2 separate regions of the Homo sapiens genome follow, and region 1 is linked to region 2. A link is an interaction called in ENCODE POLR2A ChIA-PET data of the cell type or tissue named here. Cell type or tissue: MCF 10A. All regions are shown on one strand. Each heading gives the region's core, and the rest is flanking DNA. Links, peaks and the distances in the headings are about the cores only.

Region 1 (2,808 bases), core at 182-2,681, 76 kb before region 2:
CATCGCTGGAGGGCCGTGAGCAAGAAGGCGGCAGGATCACATGCCCACAGCTGTCATTCCCAGGACACCAGCTAATGGAGGCTCCTTGGTCGAGCCCCTGTGGCTGAGCTGATGAATGGTTTGTTTCCCTTCCTAAAGTGAGTGTGGTCAGCACACATGTCTGGGAATGGTGTCTGCCCTGTCCCCCAGCCCTGGGCTAGGCCCTGGGGCCACAGGGTGAAGGAAGATGGCAAAGCACAGTGATGTCCACCACCCGCCACCACCACCATCTCACTCAAGGGGAAGGCCTCCACCTGAGACACAGACATGAATTAAACTTATCTCTGGAGACTAAATTATAAAGAAGAAAGTGAGGGAAATTGTTTCATCTTGCCTCCCTGCAATCAGGAGATGCTGAGTGGTGAGCCTTAGCTGGAGTCCTCAGCAAATTCTTCACCCAGGACCACTGCCAAGGGTCAGGCTTTCAATTTGCCTCCTCCCTGGGTTTTTCCCTTGGGCGATAAGCAACCTGGTAGCCAGTCCTTAGCTTATGTTAACTAGAGGCCAAAATGCCCAGCTGAGGAGTAATGAATTTAGTCCATCGACATGACTCTTTGCATCAGCCACCAACGAGGGCAGCCTTCACCGAACATGGGTGTATCACATGGCACAGTCTCCTCTCCTGGGTTATTCGACACCTTCCCAATGTGACCCAAGGAAAATCGGACAGGTCTGTGACAGCTAATAATACTCACCCCAATTCTCATTAAGCACTTATCATTGGTTCTCATTCAATCCTCATAATACTATGAGGTAAGTACCACCATGCCCATTTTACAGAAGAGGAAAGTAAGGCTCAGAGAGGCTCAATAACCTGCTCAAGATTCCACAGCTAATAAATGGTAGAACTGGTATTTGGTCAAGGCAGTCTTACTCCAGAAACTAAGCTCTAGATGATACTATTGCACAAACTCATGTATTTGTTAATAAATAAAATACATTCAGATGAGTGGCTCTTCAACGTCATCATCTTTGGGGGCTGCATACTTATTATGAAGCCACACTGAGGCAAGGTTTCACGTGCTTAGAGCACCCCTCCTCAGAATGGCCTCTAGGATTGGTTAAAAGCCACACAAAGAAATCTTGACATCAGGGTTACGCCTTATCCTTTTGACTCAAAACATCACCACCCAGATAATCCACCATATCCACTCCATATCCACAACGCACTCTCTTGACTTTCAAAAATCAAACCCACCAGCAGAATTTGATGATGATCTACTTTTAACGACATTTAAAAGAACAAACCACGGGCCCCGAAAGTCATTTTCAAGAGGCATCCATGTTTGAATCACTCACAATAACCTGGGAATCAGGCTGGGGCTGATTTCCAGCAGAAAAGAAAGGTCTGTTTTGAAGAATACTAGTTCTTATTTGACCCATTAACAATTCAGTCTCTTTGCACATGAGTGAGAATGCACAACACAACGTACCTTGTTGGTGCACACACATGACACCAAGTGTGCCTGTCCTCCATAGAGCAGGGACCACCCCAAAGCAAGGGTCATGTCTCCTTTCTCATGCCCAAGAGATTAGAAAATGCACAATAGGCTGGGCGAGGTGGCTCACGCTTGTAATCCCAGCACTTTGGGAGACCAAGGTGGGCGGATCACCTGAGGTCAGGAGTTCGAGACCAGCCTGACCAACGTGGTAAAACCCCATTTCTACTAAAAATACAAAATTAGCTGGGCATGGTGGTACATGCCTGTAATCCCAGCTACTCAGGAGACTGAGGCAGGAGAATCGCTTGAACCTGGGAGGCGGAGGTTGCGGTGAGCTGAGATCGTGCCATCGTACTCTAGCCTGGACAACAAGAGCGAAACTCCGTCTCAAAAAAAAAAAAGAAAGAAAGAAAGAAAGAAAAGAAAATGCACAATAGGTGTTTGCTGGCCAAATTACTGACCTGGAGTGAAGGATCATTCATTACACTACAAATGACAAGCTATCAGATGACAGGGCCTACACATTACTTTGCTTGTTCGGTGCAGTTCACACAGCTAAAGAATACTAACAATATTAATAATTTTTTAAAAATCTGAATAAAACAAGGATGTGTGCCATTGCCACTTCTGTCCAACACTGCACTGAGATACTAACCAGTGCAATAAGGCAAGAAAAAAATAAAACTGTCTACAGCTGTGCTATCCAACACAGTAGCTACTAGACACCTGTAGCAATTTAAAATTAAGAAATTAGGCCGGGTGCAGTGGCTCACGCCTATAATCCCAGCACTTTGGGAGGCCAAGGTAGGCCGATCATGAAGTCAGGAGTTCGAGACCAACCTGAACAACATGGTGAAACCCCATCTCTACTAAAAATACAAAAATTAGCTGGGCATGCCACGTGCCTGTAATCCCAGCTACTCAGGAGGCTGAGGCAGGAGAATCGCTTGAACCAGAGAGGTAGAGGTTACAGTGAGCTGAGATCGCGCCACTGCACTCCAGCCTGGACGACAGAGCGAGACTCCATCTCAAAAACAAACAACAACAACAAAAAATTAAATATTCAGTTCCTCGGTTTTACTTGCATCATTTCAAGTGCTCAAGAGCCAAATGTGGCTAGTGACTACCACACTGCAGAGCGAAGGTCTAAAACATCACCATCACTGTGGAAAGTTCTATTGGATAAATGCTGGTCTAATGACTAGAAAGGAAAAAAAGACAAAATTCTCATTTTTTGTGTAGAGTTATATACATAAATTCCAAAATATTATTAGAATATAAATTAATACAATTAACATAATAGATGTATTATTAGAATTAAAAATAA
Region 2 (2,808 bases), core at 100-2,599:
TGGACTCTCTGATCCAATGACTAATACATTAAAATTCATTTAAGTCTTTGGCACTTAACAATCAGGTTGACAAAATGGGACCCCATGGACCCACCTCTTCCTTTTCATTTAAAATAGTTAATGTGGCCCAACATAAATTAAAGCAGGGCCTTCAAGGATTAAAACTCATTATACAAGATTTATTCAGAAAAGGGGTGATTATCCACACTGTTTCTCCATTTAATAGCCTGTTTGTGAACCTGGAAAGGATGAGTGGTGCCTCACAGTGAATTACCACAATACTTTTTTTTTTTTTTTTTTTTTTGAGACAGGGTCTCGCTCTGACGCCCAGGCTGGAGTGCAGTGGTGCAATCTTGGCTCACTGCAACCTCCGCCTCCTGGGTTCAAGTGATTCTCCTGCCTCAGCCTCCTGAGCTGGGATTACAGGTGCCTGCCACGACACCCAGCTAATTTTTGTATTTTTAGTAGAGACGGGGTTTCACCATGTTGATCAGGCTGGTCTCAAACTCCTAACCTCAAGTGATCCACTCACCTCGGCCTCCCAAAGTGCTGGGATTACAGGCTTGAGCCACCGAGCCCAGCCCTTTGCCCATTTTTAAAATTGGGTTGTTTGTCTTTTTGTTGTTGGGTTGTAGGTGTTCTTTATATATTCAGGATATTACAACCTAATCAAATATGATTTACAGATATTTTCTACCATTCTGTCAGTTGTCTTTTTACTCTGCAATAGTACCCATTCTTGATGGGGCTATTTTTTTTTTATTATTGAACTGAAAAAGTTCTTTAGAGGACTTGTCTAGAGACAAGTCCATCATCGGATATATGAATTGCAAAAAAAAATTTTTTTATTCTGTAGGCTGTGTCTTCACTTGCTCCTGGTGTCCTTTGAAGCACAAACATTTTTAATTTTGACAATGAATACTGGGCTCTTGGAAAAGATGTTTAACAGAACTTTCACCTCCTTTATTGGCCTCAGACTCAAGGTCTCATAGGGCACCATAATGGTTCACTTAAACAAGTTCAAATGAAATCAAATGAAACATGGCACCTTTCAGTCAGCAGTCGAGCATCGGGGTGAACTGTAATGAGTCTGACTCCATTTTTTTTTTTTTTTTTTTTTGAGACGGAGTTTCACTCTTGTTGCCCAGGCTGCAGTGCAATGGCACGATCTCGGCTCACTGCAACCTCCCCCTCCCAGCTTCAAGTGATTCTCCCACCGCAGCCTCCCAAGTAGCTGGGATTACAGGCATGCGCCACCACGTCCGGCTAATTTTGTATTTTTAGTAGACACGGGGTTTCTCCATGTTGGTCAGGCTGGTCTCGAAATCCTGACCTCAGGTGATCCTCCCAACCCGGCCTCCTAGAGTGCTGGGATGACAGGCGTAAGCCACCGCGCCCAGCCAATTCTGACTCCATTTTTGATGATTAACTGCTGACAGCTGTCAAGCCCCATCCCTCCCTTTTCCCCTCTTGCCGTATAGCTGGACAAACCAATAAAAAAGCCCAGCTGCTCCCTCCCTTGCTGCTGGCAGATAGTTTCACCCACACAAACCCAGCCCATGGGTAGGGGCCCTCACCCCAGCCTCCCTTCCAAACACAAAGCCAGGCCAGCTGCCCCTGTCTGCATTCTCAAGCTACTTTGGGGCCTGTTTAGGAACCTGCTGTACTCTCCCCAGAATGGCTCATTACATGAGTCACAAATCTTTTCATGCCTTCTCGGTGTGCAGATAGCATCATCAGTCTCAACATCCAAACCAAATTTCACGTGGGTTAGGGGAGATCTATCCCACATCTGTGGGGTGATCACAGCAATGCACATCTCCTAAAACTCTCAACATCCTCCTACGTCAAGGCCAATACCACGGCTAAAATAATTAACAGTAAGTGGTGCTGATTATTTAAATCTATATACAAATATCCCCAGTTGTTTCCAAAATGTCTTATGTAGCTACATTGTTTTGATTTGTATTTTCTTAAATCAAAATCTAATTATTGTTTGTATCAGGTTTCTGTCTCTTTTGTGTCCTTTAATCTAGAACTGGACCATTCAATACAGAAGCCGCAAGTGGTTAGTGGCTATTAAGAACTTGAAATGTGCCTGATCCAAACTGAGATGTGCCATAAGTATAAAACCCACAATGAATTTCAAAGAACTAGTACTCACAAAAAGTAATGTAAAATAGCTCATTAATAAATTTTTTATGGCTTACATATAGAACTGAAAATTTTTTTGATATATTGAGGGTGAGGCAGAATAATGCACCCCAAAGATGTCCATGCCCTAATCCCTAGAACGTGTGAGAATATATTACTGTACAGAGCAAAATAGATTTTGCAGCTGTGACTAAGTTTAAGGATTTTACTATAGGGAGATTATACTGAATTATCTAGGTGGGTCCAATCTAATCACATGAGTTCTTAAAAGCAATGAACCTTTCCCAACTGTATCGGGGAGATGCAACCTGAGAAGTACTTGACCTGCCATTGCTGGCTTCAAAGATGAAGAAAGAAAACCAGAAGCCAAGAAATACAGCAGTCTCTGGAAGCTAAGAACATCCCTCAGCGTACAGCTAGCAAGAAAACAAGGACCTCAGCAAGGTAGTAAATTCTGCCAACAACCCAAATGAGCAAGAAATTGATTCTCTCCCAGAACCTCCAGAAAAGAACACAGCCTACCACGCCTTGGTTTTAGTCTGATGAGACCTGTATCGGACTTCTGACCTATAGCACCGTAAGATAACAAATTACTAATAAGTTTATGACAGCAGTAATAAAAAAACTATTACACTAGGTTAATTATTTATTCTA

Evidence for each region. ChIA-PET counts read pairs that join two places held together with the same protein. Peaks named below come from ENCODE experiments on the same cell type or tissue, not always from the same donor. Only the 100,000 strongest peaks of a DNase experiment are listed, where the experiment ranks them.
Region 1: POLR2A ChIA-PET joins it to region 2 with 5 read pairs; 14 of 35 experiments call an interaction of 5 or more read pairs at or near these places.

What each region holds. Positions count from the first base shown.
Region 1 is chr20:4,177,763-4,180,570 of GRCh38, reverse strand. The region is part of intron 3 of SMOX (spermine oxidase); the gene reads right to left. Among named protein-coding and RNA genes, the nearest start is that of LINC01433, 14 kb to the left of the region's middle. In MCF 10A, for the core only: no CTCF peak of the experiment used is centred there; no DNase peak of the experiment used is centred there.
Region 2 is chr20:4,101,351-4,104,158 of GRCh38, reverse strand. No RefSeq gene overlaps it. Among named protein-coding and RNA genes, the nearest start is that of SMOX, 46 kb to the left of the region's middle. In MCF 10A, for the core only: no CTCF peak of the experiment used is centred there; a DNase peak (open chromatin) is centred at 1,648.